Linked DNA regions of Homo sapiens: all the other regions are linked to region 2. Evidence: chromatin loops called from intact Hi-C (ENCODE). Cell type or tissue: PC-3. All regions are shown on one strand. Links, peaks and the distances in the headings refer to the core of each region. The heading gives the core; the rest is flanking DNA.

Region 1 (7,024 bases), core at 993-5,992, 84 kb after region 2:
TTTGAGTTGTCTCACCTTCCTGGACCAAACCAATGTATTTCTTTCTTTTCCTGTTTTTTTTTTTTTGTTTGTTTGTTTTTGTTTTTGTTTTTTTGAGCAGAATCTTGCTCTGTCGCCCAGGCTGGAGTGCAGTGGCACAATCTCGGCTCATTGCAACCTCTGCCTCCCGGGTTCAATCGATTCCTGTGCCTCAGCCTACCTGGGAGCTGGGATCACAGGCGCATGCCACCATGCCCGGCGAATTTTTATATTTTTAGTAGAGACAGGGTTTTGCCATGTTGGCCAGGCTGGTCTTAAACTCCTGGCCTCAAGCAACCTGCCCACCTCAGCCTCCCAAAGTGCTGAGATTGCAGGCGTGAGGCACTGCACCTGGCCATATTTCTTAAATATACTTGATGGAATTATCATGTCTCCCTAAAATGTATAAAACTAAGCTGCACCCCGACCAGCTTGGGCACACGTTCTCAGGACATCCTGAGGGCTGTGTCACAGGCCATGTTCACTCATATTTGGCTCAGAATAAATCTCTTCAAATGTTTTACAGAGTTTGACTCTTTTCGTAGAGTCAACTGCGAACAAGACAAATTATCTCAGGTTGAGCATACTGTAGTTCATATGACAGACAACGGAATAATCAAAAAGAATTTACTAGAGGCAGCATAATAATGTTTTAATACAGGTTTCTATTTAGCACTTATGAGATTCTGTATTCAAAGATTACAAACAGAAATGTTCTCAGAGCATTGAATTAATGAATGAGGGGGCAGGGATAATCCACGAGGGTGTTGTAGTAGAAGGGAGGAAACCAGGGTGTGTTTGCCCTTCCTAAAAATCTTCAAATAATGATAATGATGATAATTAGATTTTGTGCAGAAATTTGACCTATATAACTTAAAATATATATATATATATATATATAATATGTATATATATCACTTTTCAAACATATATATCTATGTTTGGAAAGTGAATAGCTTATTTTTTTTTAAGAGGGAGTCTCCCTCTGTCACTCAGGCTGGAGTACATTGGCATGATTTTAGCTCACTGCAAACTCCATGCCCCGGCTCAAAGGATTGTCGTGCCTCAGCCTCTGAATAGCTGGGATTATAGGTGTGTGCCACTACACCCGGCTAATTTTTGTATTTTTAGTAGAGATGGGGATTTCGCCATGTTGGCCAGGCTGGTCTTGAACTTCACGCCTCAAGTAATCTGCCTGCCTCGACCTCCCAAAATGCTGGGATTACAGGCATGAGCCACCAGGCCCGGCCAGCAGTTAGCTTAAAAGTGGCACAAATTAAAAACATAATAAATGTTAGTTATTCTGTATTGTTACAATTTAGTGAAATAAGTTTTGTGATGTGAAAGAAGCAGACAAGTAGCTGAAATTCAGTTTGAGAAAATATAAATGTATTGAATAGTCAATTGACATAAAATCATCAACAAAATGTGTTGAAAGCCAATTTGCTGAATCACTGATTTGCCAAATTCACTGGTTTTGTCAAGCTTTAATAGTAATGATAAATAGCTTTACAAACATGTTTACTTTTGGTCATGAAGAAGGCAAATGCTACATTTTGAAGTAGGGAAACCAAAGGACTAAACTTGCTTTTGGACATTAAGTTAATGGAACTTTTAACATTCATTGTATCCAATGAATTCATTGTATCCAATGAATTCATTGTATCCAAAAAGTGGGGAAAAATGTCCCCAAAAGCTGGGAATTTCCTGCCCCCAACCCTGGAAAAAAAAAAAAAAAAAGAACACTTAAGGAAAACAAGATCATTTTACAGAACACTAGAATCTTACACACCTGTTGCTAATGATGTCTTTTTCATTTTAACCAGATAACCATTAAAATCAAATTGCCATGTTGATAACTTTGTTTTGGTCAAAGTGTTTTTTTTTTCCAGAGTCACTTGGAACTCTTCTGTGGCATCTGAAGCAGATGGACGAAGCCAAGAGGGCCGAGAGTATCTCAGCACCTAGAAATGGACAAGGCTGGTTATTAGAACAAAGATTTCGCAGGTGGTGAGTCTCAAAGGCGAAGCTGAATGGTAGTATAATTTTTTTTAAATTTTAATTATTAAAAAATATTTTTTGGAGGGGATAGAGTCTTGCTGTCACCCAGGCTGGAGTGCAGTGGCACTATCTCAACTCACTGCAACCTCCGACTCCCAGGTTCAAGCGATTATCATGCCTCAGCCTCCTGAGTAGCTGGGATTACAGGCATGTGCCACCATACCTGGCTAATTTTTGTATTTTTAGTAGAGACGGGGTTTTGCCATGTTGGTCAGGCCGGTCTCGAACTCCTGACCTGAAGTGATCCATCTGTCTTGGCCTCCCAAAATTCTGGGATTACAGATGTGAGCCACCACTCCTGGTCTGAATGGGAGTTTAATAGTAGTTAGGTCATGAAACTCCCTGCCAGGCATTCTAATACATTCTGACTTTGCTTTGCAGGTGATAATTGGGAGCTATGTATATATTTTTGTTTTGTTTTGTTTTGTTTTTTGATACAGAGTCTCGCTCTGTCGCCCAGGCTGGAGTGCAGTGGCAGGATCTCAGCTCACTGCAAGCTCCGCCTCCCGGGTTCACGCCATTCTCCTGCCTCAGCCTCCCAAGTAGCTAGGAATACAGGCGCCCGCCACCACGCCCGGCTAATTTTTTGTATTTTTAGCAGAGACGGGGTTTCACCGTGTTAGCCAGGATGGTCTCGATCTCCTGACCTCGTGATCCACCTGCCTCGGCCTCCCAAAGTGCTGGGATTACAGGCCTGAGCCACCTCGCCCGGCCAGGAGTTACGTATTTTTAAAAGTTCACCAGAACGTTGATTTTCAGAGACTGCATTTGTGCTATTCACAGCTGCATTGCAGGTCTCAATACATAGCACTCAGTATAAGCTGGGCCCTTACTGTTTCGCGATATTTTGAAAAAGGATTAAGGACTCAGTGGACATCCACCAAAGCCGAGCTTGATAAAGAATCTGGGCCAGGGCCGGGTGTGGTGGCTCACGCCTGTAATCCCACCACTTTGGGAGGCCGAGGTGGTTGGATCACGTGGTCAGGAGTTCGAGACTATCCTGGCTAACAGTGAAACCCCCGTCTCTATTAAAAATGCAAAAAAAAATTAGCCGGGCGTGGTGACGGGCACCTGTAGTCCCAGCTACTCAGGAGGCTGAGGCAGGAGAATTGCTTGAACCCGGGAGGTGGAGGTTGCAGTGAGCCGAGATCATGCTACTGCACTCCAGCCTGGGCAACAGAACAATACTCCGTCTCAAAAAAAAAAAAAAAAAAAAAAAAAAAAAAAAAAAAAGGAAAGAATCTCACACCTGTAAGTAACCCTGCACTTTGGGAGGCTGAGGTGGGCGGATCACCTGAGGTCAAGAGTTGGAGACCAGCCTGGCCAACATTGTGAAGCCCTGTTTCTACTAAAAATACAATTAGCCGGGCGTTGTGGCTTGCGCCTGTAATCCAAGCTACTCAGGAGGCTGAGATGGGATAATCGATTGAACCAGGGAGGCGGAGGTTGCAGTGAGCCGAGATCGCGCCACTGCACTCCAGCCTGGGCAACAGCAAGAAGAAAAAAAATCTGAAGTAGGGGAGCTTTCAAGGAAGACAAAGATTGGCTAACAATGTTCGATGACTTAGGAAAGAAGATTAACCGTATGATCGGGCAATTTAGGACCTGATTTGTTAACTTTTACCAATGATGTCTAAACAATGCAGTGAGAACAGAGAGACTGGAGTTGAGAAAAGAATGAAAAGAAAGAAAGTGAAGGTGCCTGGTAAAAATGTTTTTGGAAGCAGCTTGATGGGGGCGGACGGGGAAGGTCGCCACCTAGTGTGATTTCAAGGTTACTGAGAATAAAGCACGAGTGGGCGTGGTGGCTCAAGCCTGTAATCCCAGCGTTTGGGAGGCCAATGTGGGTGGATCACTTGAGCTCAGGAGTTCGAGACCGGCCTCGGCGAAGTTGCGTAAACCTAGTGTCTACAAAAAATACAAAAATTAGCTGGGTGTGGTGGCGCGTGCCTGTAATCCGAGCTACTCGCGAGACTGAGGCAGGAGAATTGCTTGAACCTGGGAGACGGAGCTTGCAGTGTGCCGAGATCCTGCCACTGTACTCCAGCCTGGGTGACAGAGCAAGACTCGGTCTCAAAAAATAATAAATCAACAACCACAAAGCGGGCCCGAATTACTGGGAAGACAAAAAAGCCAAAGAACTCAGCATAGGCCCAATCTAATTTTGGTTTGCTCTACTCTCTCAGTCGTTGATATTCTCCAAGACTTCCAGCTCCCAAAATATTTCTTCAACTACCCCAAAGCATCTGGCACTGCTTGAAAGGACCTGCTGGAGTCCCAGGATGAAAGGAGGTTATGTTAACCATCCTTGCGCGGAAATGAAGAAAACCACGAGTTGTTCCTCCTGCTTTTTCCTGTTTTTTTTTTCTGTTGTTGTTGTTGTTGTTGCAGAGGCGCGGTCCACCCTGGAATGAAGTGAGAAACCGAAATCATTTGGGGCTGTTTCCTTCCTGCAAGTCAGCCATTACCTTGCCCAATTCAAACTTTATTTTCACCTGCTTTAATTCCTGCTAGTTATTTTCCTCTTCTTAGAGTTTGACCTCAGGTAAATTAGCTAATCTCTCTGTGCTTCAGTAGTCATCTGTATAATAATATATATCTCCGTAAGGCACTGTAAGATTTAGGTAAGATAATGTCTGAAAACTCTGTTCTTTGGGCCGGCCATATAATGAGTCCTCATAAATTGTAGCAATTAGTTTAAGTAGAACGAAGAATATATGTATCACTCTGAATTAAGATGGATTAATATAAAACACTTGTCGAGGATGAGCTGCATTTTCCAAACCTGGAGGACAAAAAACCCTCCAAGTGTTATTACCTTATTCCACACATTTGGGAAAGTACAATGTCCTAGAGTTGTGAAAAAAGCAGAAAAGCCCACAGTTTCCTTGTCTGTAATATGGAGGTTTTGGTATCTCATAGGGTAGTTTTTAGAATAAGATGAATTAGCAAATGGTTTAATGTTTATAAAACATTAGTTTTATATCTTAGAATGTCCTTATTCAGTGTTAATCTCTGGTCACTCCTGCCTCCAATCTCAGTATTCTGTAAGCAATGATATATCAGGTGATGTGGATCTTCTGTGAGCCTGACAAGGCTTCCGTCCTCACAGAGCGTGCAGTCTATAAATGTGAAAGTGATGGCCACAGGCAGGAGGTTCAAGGTCAGACTGCCTGGGTCAGAGGCTCACTCTGTGCTCTAAACCTTTCTGTCCCCCTGTCTTCAAGTCTAAGTAGGATTAAAATAGGATGCACATTATAAGGGTGTTGTAGGGATTAAATAAGCAAATTGTTTTCACTGGGTGCTCATTGAGTGAATGGGATTTGAAAAGTTAGGTAAAGCCATCAAGAGGTGTGTCTAGGGCAAGGCTGTGCCTAGGGTGGGGCTGTGTCTGGGGCGGGGCTGTGTCTAGGGTGTGTGAGGGAGGGCGTCTCAGGGTTATGTTTGATGATTGCTGCTTCAGAGTTAATCACTTTATCATTCAGAACCTGGACTAGAGATTCATCTGAACTTCCAACGGTGAGTTTCTGTGGTGGACACCAAAGCGTGTTTCTTTTGCAGGAGGCTCCTTACCTAATGCATTAGTGTTTTGTATTAATAGGTGTTTGGGCTTTCACTTTTTTTTTTTTCTTTTGAGACAGGGTCTTACTCAGTTGCCCCGGCTGGAGTTGGGGAATCTTGGCTCACTGCAACCTCTGCCTCCTGGACTCAAAGCTATATTCTCCAGCCTCAGCCTCCCAAGTAGCTGGGACCACAGGCATGCACCACCACACCTGGCTAATTTTGGTTTTTTTGTAGAGACAGGGTTTTGCTATGTTGCCCAGGCTGGTCTCAAACTCCTGAACTCAAAGCAATCTGCTCACCTCAGCCTCACAAAGTGCTGGGATTACAGGCATGAGCCACCCTGCTAGGCCTGACTTTCACCTTTCAAAAGTTCAAGCTTGTAGGCTGGGAACAGCTGATTTCATCAGAGTAATTGTGTGTGGTTGCCGTATGGTAGAATTGGGTATAGGATTTTACTAGAGGCTCAGGTATTTAAATCTTAACCCATCATAGCATTAAGAGAGACTTTATATTTTAGAGATACATATGGATGTATTTTCGGGTGAATGACATGTCTGAGATTCACTTCAAAATAATGAGGGTGGGGTGTCAAGGAGATAAAATTGGCCAGGTATTGCTATATATTAAATTTCAGTGATAAGATCATCAGGCTAATTATACGCTTCCGTCTACTTTCCTGTATGGTTAAATGTAAACAGGGTGAATACTGAAAACAAAAACGTCCTCAAAGCAAAAGAGCTATACTGGAAGAATTGTAGAAATGGCCCTAGGCATTTTTTTCCCTTTTGTTCACAGATTTGATATTTCATGAAATTCAGAAATAATTTGGAGCTTTTCAAACCTGGGATATGGAAGAAACTGACACTCCTGTTCTCTGGGAAGGTGGGCTTGCAAAGTATGGGGATTCTGGATTTCTTTTTCTAGATGAGCCCTGGTTGAGAGAAGTCTCCGGTTAGTTCCAGCGGTGCCTTGTATCTTAATACGTTGTGTTTAATGAGTAATAACCTAAGTCAAAGGTGCCCCGATAATATACAGTGGGCCCAGAAGTCCACTGGGCTCATCACTATATTTCAGAGGCAAGAATCTGCATCAAAGAGCCCTGGAAGCAATCATGGCTCAACTGTGATGCCTTTAGAACATGAAGTCCTCCAAGAAGATGCCATAGGAATGGCCTCCATCCCAGGGCCTGGAGAGCAGCCAGAGACAAGAAGAGTAGCCCAGGAGGGCACTGGCAGTCAGTGCTACACTGTGGCCTGTCAGTCTCAGAGCCAGGATTTAATCACTGGCAGGCAGGCTCCAGAGGTCCTGCTCCTCACTGTGGGTCTATGGCCATACAAAGCAAGTTGGTTTGGTTGCTGTTTTTACTATAGGAACTGAGTGT
Region 2 (7,024 bases), core at 1,171-6,170:
AAGCCACAGCTAATATTGCAGGTGGGAATGTAAAATAGTACAGCTGCAATACAAAAGAGTTTGGTGGTTCTTCAAAAAGTTAAACGTAAGAGTTACCATGTGACTCAGCAATTTCATTCCTACATATAGACCCAAAACAAATTAAAAAACAAATATTCACACAAAAACTCATACGGATGTTCATAGCAACATTATTCATGATAGCTAAAAAATGCAAACAACCCAAATGTCCCTCAATTGTCGAATAAATGAATAAAATGTGGGCCAGGTGTGGTGGCTCACACCTGTAATCCCAGCACTTTGGGAGGCTGAGGCGGGTGGATCAAGAAGTCAGAAGTTCAAGACCAGCCTGACCAACATGGTGAAACCCTGTCTCTACTGAAAATACAAAAATTAGCCAGGCGTGGTGGTGTGCACCTGTAATTCCAGCTACCCAGGAAGCTGAGGCAGGAGAATTGCCTGAACCCGGGAGGCAGAGGTTGCAGTGAGCTGAGATCATGCCACTGCACTACAGCATGGGTGACAGAGCGAGACTCTGTCTAAAAAAATAAAAGAATAAAATGTGGTATATTCATACAATGAAACATTATTCATCCGTAAGAAGGAATTAAGTACCGATACATGCTACAATACAGATGGCCCTTGAAAACATTATGCTCAGAGAAAGAAGCCAGATACAGCTAGACTACGTATTGTGTGATTCTACCTACAGTACTACCCCCTTACCTTCAGGGGATAAATTTCAATACCCCTAGCAGATGCCTGAAACCACAATAGTATCTAATCCTATTATACTATGTTTTTTCCTATGCATGCATACCTATGAAGTTTAATTTATAAATTAGGCACCATAAGAAATTAGCAACGATAGCTAAGAATAAAATAGAACAATTAGAACAATATGCCAGCTTCTGTGAAGGGAGAGTTGTGTGAAAAACAACAACCATATGCCAGCAGCACTGCTCTTGCACTTTGGGTCTTGATTAAGAGAAAGAAGTGTTGCTGGAACACAAGCACTGTGATACTGTGGCCATTGATCTGGTAACTGAGAAGGCTGCTAAGTGACTAACAGGCAGGAAGTGTAGACGGCGTGGACCATGCTGGACAAAGGGAGCATTCACATCCGGGGCGGGATGAAGTGGGATGGCAAGAGATTTCATCACGCCACTTAGAATGATGTGCAATTGAAAACTCATATATTGTTTATTTCTGGAGTTTAATATTTTAGGACTGTGGTTGACTGCAGGTAACTGAAACCATGGAAGGTGAAACCACAGATAAAGCCGGACTACTGTATTTAAAATGTCCAGAATAGGCAAGTTCGTGAAGACAGAGATCAGTGGTTTCCAGTGGGGTGTGGGGAGCGGGAATGGGATGTGACTGCTTAATAGATACACAGTTTCTTTCTAGAGAGAGAACAATGTTCTGGAACTGGTGGTGATGACTGCACAACTTCTGAATGTACTGGAAGCCACTGCATTTGTACAATTTTTTTTCTTTTTCTTTTTTTTTTTTTTGAGACAAGGTCTCACTGTCTCCCAGGCTGGAGTGCAGTGGCATGATCATGGCTCACCACAGCCTTGACCTCCAGGGCTCAGGTGATCCTCCCACCTCAGCCTCCTGAGTAGCTGGGACTACAGGCACGTGCCACTATGCCCGGCTAATTTTTGTATTTTTTTGTAGGGATGGGGTTTCACCATGTTGCCCAGGCTGGTCTCAAACTTCTGGGCTCAAGTGATCCTCCTACCTTGGCCTCCCAAAGGGCTAGGATTATAGGTGTAAGCCACCGCCCCCAGCCTTGTACAATTTAAAATGGTTAAAATGATGAATTTTACATTGAATTTCACTTCATAGGAAAAATTTTTAAAAACAACAACAAACCACTTTAATGGACACATAAAATCCCTGGGGGTCTCATTGCAATGCAGATTTGGATTAAACAGTCTGGGTGGGTCCTGAGACCCTGATCCCCTTGCTTTTCACCTATGGCCACATTTTGAGAAGCAAGGCCACTCAAAGGGCCCCCATCTGTGTGAATCAACCCCTGCTCCATCTGCCCCTATAAATGACAGGAGTGGGGGTGTCCCCAGGTCTGAGCCTGGAGGGGGTTGCAGGCTTCCTCCAGGCATGGAAGTGGAGTGAGAGGAGGCTGTAGTTAAACGGGTTACTCTGTCAGCAGACACAGAGGAGACCAGAATAGCTTTTATTTCACATGAAGCTAAGGAAGGAAGTCGAGAGGACAGGGCTGGTTCTGTGGGCGCTGCCTGGCAGGTGCACCACCTCCAACTGCTGGGCTCCAGCTCCAGGGCTCAGAAGCCATCTGAAAGAAAGCAGAGGCCCCCAGTGAGCAAGCTGGGGTGCCGCAGAGTACCTGCCCCCGTGGTGCCCAGCAGTTCCTTCCCTTCCCTCCCCGGCCCCCAGGAACTACTGCGCGCGGGACACAAGGATCAAGGAGAGAGCAGAGTGCAACCCCAACCCTGCCTGATCAGTGGGGACGCCCGTCTTCCCTGCGAGAGTTTTGGGGTGGAACAGGAGTGGCTGCTCAGGGGAAAATTAAAGGAGCTGAGAAGCTCCAGTCGTGAGAAGGCTAATGAAGGAGGCAGTTTCTCCGCGCAGGGGTTGTGCTGAGATGGCATCTAGGGCCGGCTCTTCCAGAACCTCATTTGACACTGGGCGGCAGCCACCGGGTGTGGCAGGTGGGGCGGGGCGGGCGGGGAGCAGGGATGATGCCGTCCCGCTTCCGTCCCCAGGGAGCGCTGGGGCCCTCCCTGCCAGCCAGGCTACACCTGTGCAGTGGAGCAGCCGTCCCTGTCTCGCCTGCCCAGCGCCAGATGACAGCCGCCCAGAGGCTGTCCTCTGCCACCTGCACTGCTCACCTCCGAGAAGGTCGGGAGCGGGGCTGAAGGGTCCCGGGGGCAGGTTCCAGGCCAGCTCCTCCAGCAGGCCCAGCAGGCCTTTCACCTCTGTCCCCAGGTGATCCACGGTCTTCTCTACCATCTAGAGTGGGAAGTGGGGTAAAGTCGAGGACAGAAGTGGTTCCACGTTCCGCTTCATCAGCTAGGTCCTAAGAGAGCAGCTGGCGGTCCAGTGCGGTGCAGTGGGAAAGGACTGGGCGCTAAGTGACCTGGGTTTTCCTCACTCAGGCTCTGCCCCTACCTGCCTCAGTTTCCCCAGATGACAATATCCTAGGGGGCTTGCTCTCTAAGGCTCCTTCTTTTTTGGCACTTAGTCACAGATTTGGATGAAGCGCCTGTAGAATACCTTCTCCCTTTTGGACTTTGCAGCCTGGAGCTCACATTCCTTTTGTTGTTCCGCCCCCTGGTGGTATCTCTGCCAAATGACAGGTTTGGGATTCTGAAATTTACTGAGTTCTTAATGGTTTTTCCCTGTGTATGCCATGGACCCCATTGGCAGTGTGGTGAAGCCTACAGACCTCTTCTCAGAATAATGCCTTAAATGCAAAAAATAAAACATATAGAATTACTAAGGGCACCAATTGCATTAAAATATTATTCAAGTATTAGGCCGGGCGTGGTGGCTCACGCCTGTAATCCCAGCACTTTGGGAGGCCAAGGGGGGCAGATCATCGGAGGTCAGGAGTTCAAGATCAGCCTAGCCAACGTGGCGAAACCCTGTCTCTACTAAAAATACAAAAAGAAGCCGGGCATGGTGGTGCGCGTCTGTAGTCTCAGCTACTCGGGAGGCTGAGGCAAGAGAATCACTTGAACCGGGAGGTGGAGGTTGCAGTGAGCCGAGATCACACCATTGCACTCCAGCCTGGGTGACAGAGTGAGACTCTGCCTCAAAAAAAAAAAAAAAAAAAAAAAAAATTCAAGTATTTAAAATTAAACTTTTTGGCCCAGCATGGTGGCTCACGCCTGTAATCCCAGCACTTTGGGAGGTTGAGGCGAGATCACTTGAGGTCAGGAGTTTGAGACTAGCCTGGCCAACATGGTGAAACCCCATCTCTACCAGAGGTACAAAAAATTAGCCGGGCATGGTAAGTACAAAAAATTAGCTGGGCATGGTGGTGCATGCCTGTAGTCCCAGCTACTCGGGAGGTTGAGGCATGAGAATCACTGGAACCTGGGAGGCAGAGGTTGCAGTGAGCCAAGATTGTACCATGGGCTCCAGCCTGGGTGACAGGGCAAGACTCTGTCAAAAAAAAATTTAAATTTTTGATGTAATATATGTATTGGCCGGGCACAGTGGCTCATGCCTGTAATCCCAGCACCTTGGGAGGCCGAGGTGGGCAGATGGCTTGAGCTCAGGAGTTCGAGACCAGCCTGGGCAACATAGCAAAACCTTGCCTCTACAAAATAAATACAGAAATTAGCTAGGCATGGTGGCACATGTGTCTGTAGTCTCAGCTACTTGGGAGACTGAGGTGGGAGGATTGCTTGAGCCTGGGAGGTGGAAGTTGCAGTGAGCCGAGACTGCACCACGGCACTCCAGCCTGGTAGACAGACAGAGACCCTGCCTCAAAAAAAATAAAATGTATTTATTAACTCACTAAATCACATGATTTAACATCAGGCCTAATAACAACTGAAATTTTGACATAAGGAAGGATAAAAATTATATGTTGAGATATTCATAACTAGAAGATGAAATTATCTGGATTTCTATTGATGACAAAGTTATAGTACTGTTAATACCACGGCTCGCTGTTTGTATTTATGATGAATGAGAATGCTCAATTTCAGTTAAAGGCTTGTGACAATAAAGATGTAAACTTTTCCCCACACAAGTTAGGAATCGTGGCTATATAACAAAACAGTGACTGAATTTCCACCTTCCCATCCAGTAATGATGTTGAAATATCCGGGTGGGGGTAAGCAAGGCCTTAGGGGAGGCAGGGTCCACTGGGGGCTGGGCAGCCCGGCAGCCTAGATGGGAGGGTGATGTTGGACGAGGTGGCCACAGGGCAGGATCGGCCCGGATGTCCTCACATTCCAAAGCAAGCTTGCATCTGCCCATAAAAACACCATCCTAGAAGGTGGTCCTGAACTCGCATGTCCTTCCAAACCACCCTGTTACCTCCTCCATGACATCTAGACGGCGTTGCACAGCCATGTGTCTGTCACACGCTGTGCTCTGAGCTGAGTCTCCTCGCGGAGGGCTGAAGGGTTCGGCAGCTGTGGGAAAACAAGTCTTGTCACTGTGGGACCCTTAGTTTTCCATAATGCCAGAGACTCCTGTAAACACTGGGCTCAAATGAGGTCAGTCCTCAAAGCAAACTCAGGAGCAAGCGGAGGACGGCCCAGGTGGGGGTCAGTGTGCGAGTGTCAGCCATCTCAATCCCACCAGTCTCTACAGCCACAGTCACCTACAGACCCAGATGAACTTCCTCAAGGAGGTGAAGCCCAGGGAGGAAGGGAGGATGGGCTTCAGCCAGGCAGAATGGCACCTGCAACAATGGAGAGGTCTGAAAGAGCAGGGCTCACTGTGCAAAACCTGCAGGGAGCCCGCGGTGGCTGGAGATACAGGGTGGGCGGGAGAGAGAGACTGGAGAGGGAAGTCCTGGAAATGAAGCCAAGGGGGCAGAGCTTTAACCCAGGGGCTTTAATAAACCAGTTCTGATGCTTGTTTGTTTTTTTGTGTGTTTGTTTGTTTGTTTTGAGATGGAGTCTCGCTCTGTCGCCCAGGCTGGAGTGCAATGGTGCGATCTCAGCTCACTCCAACCTCCGCCTCCTGGGTTCAAGCGATTCTCCTGCCTCAGCCTCCTGAGTAGCTGGGATTACAAGCACCTGCCACCACGCCCTGCTAATTTTTGTATTTTTAGCAGAGACAGGGTTTCACCATGTTGGTCAGCCTGGTCTCAAACTCCTGACCTCAGGTGATCCACCCGCCTCAGCCTTCCAAAGTGCTGGGATTACAGGTGTAAGCCACCAAGCCAGGCCAAGGGGGGTTATTTTAACAGAAAAGTCACAGAGCCAAACATGAATTTTTTAAATATAGGGAATAGATTGGAGGGAGATGCCTTTGAAGGCAGGAGGTTACTGCAGCAATCAGGATAAGAGGGGTGAAGGAGAAGTGATGAGCAGAGGCAGGAGCTGTAGGAATAGTGAGGAAGAAAATGAAAGGAGATATTTCAGTAGCAGCGTTGACACTGGGAACCCGTTAGTAACAGCTGGCATGTGATGAGTGCTTACCATGCACCATGTAGGGTGCTAACTTAACCTCTCCAACAACCTGTTGTTATGCCCAATCTACACGTAGGAAAACTGATGCACAGAAGGGTGAAAGGATGTGTCCAAAGTCACTACTCATAAGCAGAGGACTCATGAGGCCAAGAAGAGGGCCAATAAATTGGGAGAAATGGGGGCTGAAGAGGCTGGAGGTCTTAGGAATCACAGGAGGAACAAGAGGTAAAGAATATTGCAATTTTAGCCAGGCATGGTGGCTCACACCTGTAATCCCAGCACTTTGGGAGGGCGAGGTAGGCGCACGAGGTCAGGAGATTGAGACCATCCTGGCTAACATGGTGAAACCCCTCTCAACTCTTGATTCACCATTGTTCTCCTTGAGTTAGCTCTTCCAGGCACCATCAACCCTCAGAGCAGAAGTCTCAGAGCCCTGATGCCGAGCTTGGGTTTCAGAGTTGGTAACCCTGAGATGCCTGTGGGGCATCAGGGTTGGCTGGAACCTTGGAGAACGCTGACACTCAGGAAGGAGGGTGCTGCCCCAGAAGTCAAGAGAAGCCAAGAGCTTTACAGATTCTGCAGAGGATGAAAAGCGTCAGCAGGGCCGAAAGCAGCGGAGAGGTCTAGCAAGATAAGGACTGGAAAGAGAGCACAGAAAGGCCCTGCTAAATTTCACCCCAGCACTTTTAGGAGTGGTGGAAAAGCAGAGTTTGGATTACCATGAGATGAGGAGGGAAGGTGAGGTTGGGGGTGGAAACTTGGATTCTGGAAAATTTCACGAAGCTTGGCTGTGAAGGAAGGGAGATTGGATCGCAAGGTCTAGAGGAGTATTTATGGTTGTCATTTTTTTTTTTAAAGCATTGGAAAACACAATCATG
Region 3 (7,024 bases), core at 1,379-6,378, 80 kb before region 2:
GAAAAATGGTATGTCAGCTTCTATACCCCATTGGGAGGCTGGGAAATCACTGACTCTCCCCTGCCCCATACATTAATTCATCTGTATTAAAAATAAGTGAAAACTCAGTAAGACACCATTTTACCCCACTGTATTAGCAAACCTTTAAAAATCTGACAATTTCAAGCCTTTCCAGTGAATCATAGTGTTACTGGTGGCAAATCCCTAGGGGGCTGCAGCAACCTCAATTCTTGCCTCCTCAGCAGAAAGAATTTGACCAACAGCATAATACGGCAGAATGAGAGACCAAGGCAAGTTTTAGAGCAGAAGTGAAAGTTTATTAAAAAACTAGGCCAGGCTCGGTGGCACATGCCTGTAATCCTAGCACTTTGGGAGGCCGAGGCGAGCAGATCACATAAGTCAGGAGTTTGAGACCAGTCTGGCCAACATGGTGAAACCCCATCTCAACTAAAAATACAAAAAAAAAAAAAATTAGCTGGGCATGGTGGCAGGTACCTGTAATCCCAGCTGCTCATGAGGCTGAGGCAGGAGAATCACTTGAACACGGGAGGCAGAGTTCGCAGTGAGCTGAGATTGCACCGCTGCACTCCAGCCTGGGCAACAGAGCAAGACTCCCTCTCAAAACAACAACAACAACAACAACAACAACAACAAACTTTAGAGCAGGACTAAGAGGAAGTAAAGTACACTTGGAAAAGGGCCAGGGGGCGACTTGAGAGATCAAGTGCACTGTTTGACCTTTGACTTGGGGTTTTATCTGTTGACATAGTTCCAGGGTTGTACATCCCTTCTCCCCTGATTCTTCCCTGGGAGTGGGCTGTCCACGTGTGCAGTGGTCTGTCCACGTGTGCAGTGGTCTGCTAGCAGTTGGGCGGTGAGCACGCAGTGTGTTTACTGGAGTTGTGTGCATGCTCACTTGAGGCATTCTTCCCCTACCAGGTGAATGTCCCTAGAAGTTAAACTCCACCATTTTGCCTCTTAGTGTGCATGCTTGAGCCCACTCACCCAACTCCTGAGATCTTATCGGGAAGCTGCTGATCACCAGTTTCAAGTTTGTTCTATCTATTAGGAGACGGCCTTTCCCTGGTGCAGGCTGCGACCCATTATTAGAGACAGTTTAACAATTGCCTGATGGTTGGTGACATTACTGGTGGGGGGGTGGGGGTCGAGCCCTCTCCTGCCCTGCTCATGCCTGACTAGCTACCTGTAACAATAGGAACTCACATACTTTTGACACGAGTTTAAATTAGTGCAACCTCTTTGGATAACAAATCGTGATGATCTATAAAGTTGGAAATGTACACCCTCTACAATCCAAGAGTTTCATCCCTGGGTATGTAATTGACAGAAATGCATGCATGGCTGGTTATAGTGGCTTATGCCTGTAATCTCAGAACTTTAGGAGGCTGAGGCGGGAGGATTGCTTGATCCCAGGAGTTCAAAACCAGCCTGGGCAACGTGGCAAAATCTCGCCTCTACAAAAAGATACGAAAATTAGTCAGGCATGGTGGTACATGCTTGCAGTCTCAGCTACTCAGGAGGCTGAGAGGGGAGGAGCGATTGAACCCAGAAGGTCAAAGCTGCAAGGAGCTGTGATCATGCCACTGCACCCCTGCCTGGGTGACAGTCTCAGGGTCTTTTGAGACAGACTCTGTCTCAAAAACAAAAAAGAAAGAGGAAGAAGAAGAAGGAGAAGGAGAAGGAGAAGGAGAAGGAGAAGAAGAAGAAAAGAAGAAAAGAAGAAGAAGAAGAAGAAGAAGGAGAAGGAGAAGGAGAAGGAGAAGGAGAAGGAGAAGAAAAGAAAAGAAGAAGAAGAAGAAGAAGAAGAAGAAGAAGAAGAAGAAGAAGAAGAAGAAGAAAAAATGTATGCATATGGATGTCCAAGCCAGAAAAACAAATAAACCTGGAGACAATGGGAAATAATTTAAATGTCCATCAACAGTAGAATGTTGTAAACAAAATATACAATAATGTGTAAATAAATTATAGAATACTTTAAAGGTAATTACATGGTTCCATTTCTTAAAGTTGGTGGATCCTACAACACAGGTGTTTGTTTCATTCTTCCTTCAAGAAGTCTTTCCAACTCCTCTGTCCCTTCCCTTGACCAGAAGTCACAGGTGGACAGGCGCTTAAAGATCAGGAACTTACCCTTCGGCTTCACAAACAAGGGGACGAGGGAAGGAGACACATGTCAGGACTTCCCTTGAAACCCTCCTCTTTGTCTGCATAGGATGCCCTCCTCTTTTCCTTCTCAGTAACTGTCTGTCAACATCCTCTTCATCTTTTAAGGCCCTTCCTTGGGATCCTTAGAGGGCACCCTGGTCCATCTACCTGTTGAGAAAACTGAAGTTCAGAGAGGTTGAAGGGTGAACCTAAGGCATGTAGTCATTGAGAGGCAGCCTTGGCTCTCTGGAATCTGTGCTCTCTTTATCAGCAATATCCGGTGCTAATTTATGTCTGTACCCATGGCACACTTGAAGACAGTTCCTTATAAACAGGAGGTGCTCAGTAAATGCCACCTCCTCCCTCTGGGTCTTTACTGAATTTAAACAAGAGCTTCCAGTGAAATAAAAGAGGATACAAACAAATGGAAGAACATTCCATGCTCATGGGTAGGAAGAATCAATATCGTGAAAATGGCCATACTGCCCAAGGTAATTTATAGATTCAATGCGATCCCCATCAAGCTACCAATGACTTTCTTCACAGAATTGGAAAAAACTACTTTAAAGTTCATATGGAACCAAAAAAGAGCCTGCATCGCCAGGTCAATCCTAAGCCAAAAGAACAAAGCTGGAAGTGTCATGCCACCTGACTTCAAACTATACTACAAGGCTACAGTAAGCAAAACAGCATGGTACTGGTACCAAAATAGAGATATAGATCAATGGAACAGAACAGAGCCCTCAGAAATAATGCCACATATCTAAAACTATCTGATCTTTGACAAACCTGAGAAAAACAAGCAATGGGGAAAGGATTCCCTATTTAATAAATGGTGCTGGGAAAACTGGCTAGCCATATGTAGAAAGCTGAAACTGGATCCCTTCCTTAGACCTTATACAAAAATTAATTCAAGATGGATTAAAGACTTAAACGTTAGACCTAAAACCATAAAAACCCTAGAAGAAAACCTAGGCATTACCATTCAGGACATAGGCATGGGCAAGGACTTCATGTCTAAAACACCAAAAGCAATGGCAACAAAAGCCAAAATTGACAAATGGGATCTTATTAAACTAAAGAGCTTCTGCACAGCAAAAGAAACTACCATCAGAGTGAACAGACAACCTACAAAATGGGAGAAAATTTTCGCAACCTACTCATCTGACAAAGGGCTAATATCCAGAATCTACAATGAATTCAAACAAATTTACAAGAAAAAAACAAACAACCCCATCAAAAAGTGGGCGAAGGATATGAACAGACACTTCTCAAAAGAAGACATTTATGCAGGCAAAAAACACATGAAAAAATGCTCATCATCACTGGCCATCAGAGAAATGCAAATCAAAACCGCAATGAGATACCATCTCACACCAGTTAGAATGGCGATCATTAAAAAGTCAGGAAACAACAGGTGCTGGAGAGGATGTGGAGAAATAGGAACACTTTTACACTGTTGGTGGGACTGTAAACTAGTTCAACCATTGTGGAAGTCAGTGTGGCGATTCCTCAGGGATCTAGAACTAGAAATACCATTTGACCCAGCCATCCCATTACTGGGTATATACCCAAAGGACTATAAATCATGCTGCTATAAAGACACATGCACACGTATGTTTATTGCGGCATTATTCACAATAGCAAAGACTTGGAACCAACCCGAATGTCCAACAATGACAGACTGGATTAAGAAAATGTGGCACATATACACCATGGAATACTATGCAGCCATAAAAAATGATGAGTTCATGTCCTTTGTAGGGACATGGATGAAATTGGAAATCATCATTCTTAGTAAACTATCGCAAGGACAAAAAACAAAACACCGCATGTTCTCACTCATAGGTGGGAATTGAACAATGAGAACACATGGACACAGAAAGGGGAACATCACACTCTGGGGACTGTTGTGGGGTGGGGGGAGGGAGGAGGGATAGCATTAGGAGATATACCTAATGCTAAATGACGAGTTAATGGGTGCAGCACACCAACATGGCACATGTATACATATGTAACTAACCTGCACAATGTGCACATGTACCCTAAAACTTAAAGTATAATAATAATAATAAAATAAAATATAATAAAAAATAAACAAGAGCTTTATAAAACTGTTTACTTTGATGCTGCTAACGTAGAAAATGACCGGCAGGTGGCAGCATTTAGCTTTCCTAGCTCTCAACTTTGCAATTGCCGGTTTAAGGCGAGAAAAGTTGGTTTTTCTTTTCCATTCTCCGAACTCTGCTTGTTGTCAATGCCTGCCAAATGCCCACTGCTCCCATTGGAAGCCTCATCCTACTACCCCCTTGCTGAAAAAGCATCTTGAGCATCTGCAGAAGCTCCAGTTTGAGACCTGGTGGCAGGAGGGGGTACATGGACATGCAATGAGAATATGAACGCTTTTTTTTTTTTTTTTTTTGAGATGGAGTCTCACTCTGTCACCCAGGCTGGAGTAGACTGGCGCAATCTCAGCTCACTGCAACCTCTGCCTCGTGAGTTCAAGCGATTCTTCTGCCTCAGCCTCCTGCTTAGCTGAGATTACAGGCGCCCGCCACCATGCCTGGCTAATTTTTGTATTTTTAGTACAGATGAGGTTTTACCATGTTGGCCAGGCTGGTCTTGAACTCCTGACGCTCAGGTGATCCGCCCACCTTGGCCTCCCAAAGTGCTGGGATTACAGGCGTGAGCCACCGCGACTGGCCAAACATGAAAGCTTTTCCTCTCCACAGAGCCCAGTGAAATGCTGATTCTCACCACAGCCCTGGGATACCATGGGCTGCAAAGCCATCTTAGGGCTCTGCTTTTCAGCTGGGGAAACAGACTCCAAAAGGCAAAGCGATGAGCTCAAATTCACAACAAGTTCAGATTTTCTGATTTGCAACTCTGTGCACTTTCCTGCGTTAGTTCTCTAAGGTGAAATCTACCCTGAAGGCATGTTCTGCCTATATGTGTGGAAAGGAGGCCAGAAAGATTTTTAAAAACCAAAATGCTACATGGTAAATAATAAAGGAACAGCAGAGAAAAGAGTGTTGGGGCTCAGAGGAGCAGACTGCACCATTCAGGGCTGGGGTGGGTGAGAAATTACGGAGTCAGAACTGAGCTGTTGAAAACAGGGGAGCTCTCACCCTTAAAAACAGTCAAGACATGCACAAGAAAAGGAGCAATGGTGGAAATTCTAGATCAGGATGGCAAACGTATGGCTTGGGGCTGCTACTCTCTTTCACCCTACCCTGTCACCCGGCCCGCACGTGCATGACAGACATCAGTAATCAATCATGGGATTCTTTCCCCTTGAGCTCAGGGCCTGACCAGAATCCACTGTGCACAGTGCGCCAGGTTTCCTCTACCAACTCGTAGGAGATGTCACCAGAGGAAGCCTGTTGCTCCTCCTCACCCTGCCCTATTGCCTCCCTCATGGCCACATTTATTGTGCACTTACTGTGTTGGAGGAGTTGTGCTGAGCTCTTTACACACACCTTCCATTTAATTCACTTACCATATTCTTGGGAGTTAGGCATCCTTCTGGTTTTACACATAAGGAAAATGGGGTGTTAAAAGCCTCATAATGCAGAGCCAGGATTCAAATCCAAGCCCACCTGTCTCCAAAGCCCAGCCTGGGAAACTGCTAGATAGGTGGGATAAGCCAGTATGGAAGCAGGCCTGTGGTTTGGGCCTTGTTTAGGCCTGAAGATCAAGACTAACTAGGCTGCAGTGGAGCCTGAGGTCCAGAGAACAGAGGACACTAAAGATGCTTTTGTTTGTTCATTCATTCCTCAACCCACGTTTATTAAGTCCCTGCTACATGCCAGACACCTTGTAGATCCTGGGGGTATAGTGGTCAAACAAGAGAGACAGAACACCCCACCCTCAATCAGGGGAGACTAAGAAATAAGTCAGTCAAATGCATTGTATGTCAGGTGATGTATGTGCTAAGGGGAAAAATGAAGGCTAGAGAGTGGTGGAGAGAGCCACATAGAGCTATATGTGGACTCAGGCCTAGGAGATAAGGGAAGGGATGACTTAGGGGCCTGAGCTTCTTGGAGTGACTGATGCATATCGAGATAAAGGCCCTAAGAAGACGGGTCCTGATGCTCTCAGGGAAAATAACGATGTTGGGGGGTGTCTATGGTGGGGGAGGAAGGAGGGATTGCCAGGAACACATGGAGTTCCAGGGGCCTTCTTCACTCTGACAATGACAATGTGGCCGAGGGAGGGGGAGTCTTACCCTGAATACTCCTAGCTCCTGGACTCTCTCCTTACTCTGGCAGATGTGGGATGGAGGCAGAAAGTCCCACTCATGTGTCATACATTTTTTGAGAATCTAACGAAATAAATTTCGCCAGGTGCAGTGACTCAAGCCTGTAATCCCAGCACTTTGCGAGGCCGAGGCAGGTGGGTCACCTGAGGTCAGGAGTTTGAGACTAGCCTGGCCAACATGGTGAAACCCCATCTCTACTAAAAATACAAAAATTAGCTGGGCATGGCCTGTAGTCCTAGCTACTCGGGAGCCTGAGGCAGGAGAATTGCTTGACTCTGGGAGGCGGGGGTTTCAGTGAGCCAAGATCACTCCACTGCACTCCAGCCTGGGCAACAGAGTGAGACTCTGTTTCAAAATACAATACAATATAATACAATACAATACAATACAATACAGTACAGTACAGTACAGTACAGTACAGTACAGTACAATAAAAACATGACATGTTAAAAAAAAAAAAAAAAGACCGGGCTTGGTGGCTCCTGCCTGTAATCCCAGCACTTTGGGAGGCCGAGGCGGGTGGGTCACCTGAGGTCAGGAGTTCAAGACCAGCCTGACCTACATGGTGAAACTTCATCTCTACTAAAAATACAAAAA

Evidence for each region. Hi-C counts contacts between places; a loop is a spot of excess contacts. Peaks named below come from ENCODE experiments on the same cell type or tissue, not always from the same donor. Only the 100,000 strongest peaks of a DNase experiment are listed, where the experiment ranks them.
Region 1: it touches region 2 in a loop (7-fold over the local background); 26 of 110 quality-filtered maps call a loop at or near these places.
Region 3: a loop joins it to region 2, with 28 times the contacts of the local background. A loop is called at or near these places in 76 of 110 quality-filtered maps.

Annotation. Positions count from the first base shown.
Region 1 is chr10:80,055,820-80,062,843 of GRCh38, reverse strand. TMEM254-AS1 (TMEM254 antisense RNA 1) reads left to right here. Exons shown (of 4, transcript NR_027432.1): 2 at 1,911-2,028. Among named protein-coding and RNA genes, the nearest start is that of TMEM254, 19 kb to the left of the region's middle. In PC-3, for the core only: a CTCF peak has its summit at 3,827 (motif pointing left); a DNase peak (open chromatin) is centred at 3,853.
Region 2 is chr10:80,140,196-80,147,219 of GRCh38, reverse strand. It overlaps PLAC9 (placenta associated 9), which reads right to left. Exons shown (of 4, transcript NM_001012973.3): 2 at 5,041-5,138; 3 at 2,877-2,997; 4 at 1,861-2,320. The coding sequence ends at 2,310. Among named protein-coding and RNA genes, the nearest start is that of PLAC9, 11 kb to the right of the region's middle. In PC-3, for the core only: CTCF peaks have their summits at 2,265, 3,099 and 3,317 (motif pointing left); DNase peaks (open chromatin) are centred at 2,225, 2,719 and 3,299; H3K4me3 peaks cover 1,422 bases; H3K27ac peaks cover 1,168 bases.
Region 3 is chr10:80,220,143-80,227,166 of GRCh38, reverse strand. No RefSeq gene overlaps it. Among named protein-coding and RNA genes, the nearest start is that of LINC00857, 16 kb to the right of the region's middle. In PC-3, for the core only: a CTCF peak has its summit at 4,328 (motif pointing right); a DNase peak (open chromatin) is centred at 4,326; H3K4me3 peaks cover 332 bases.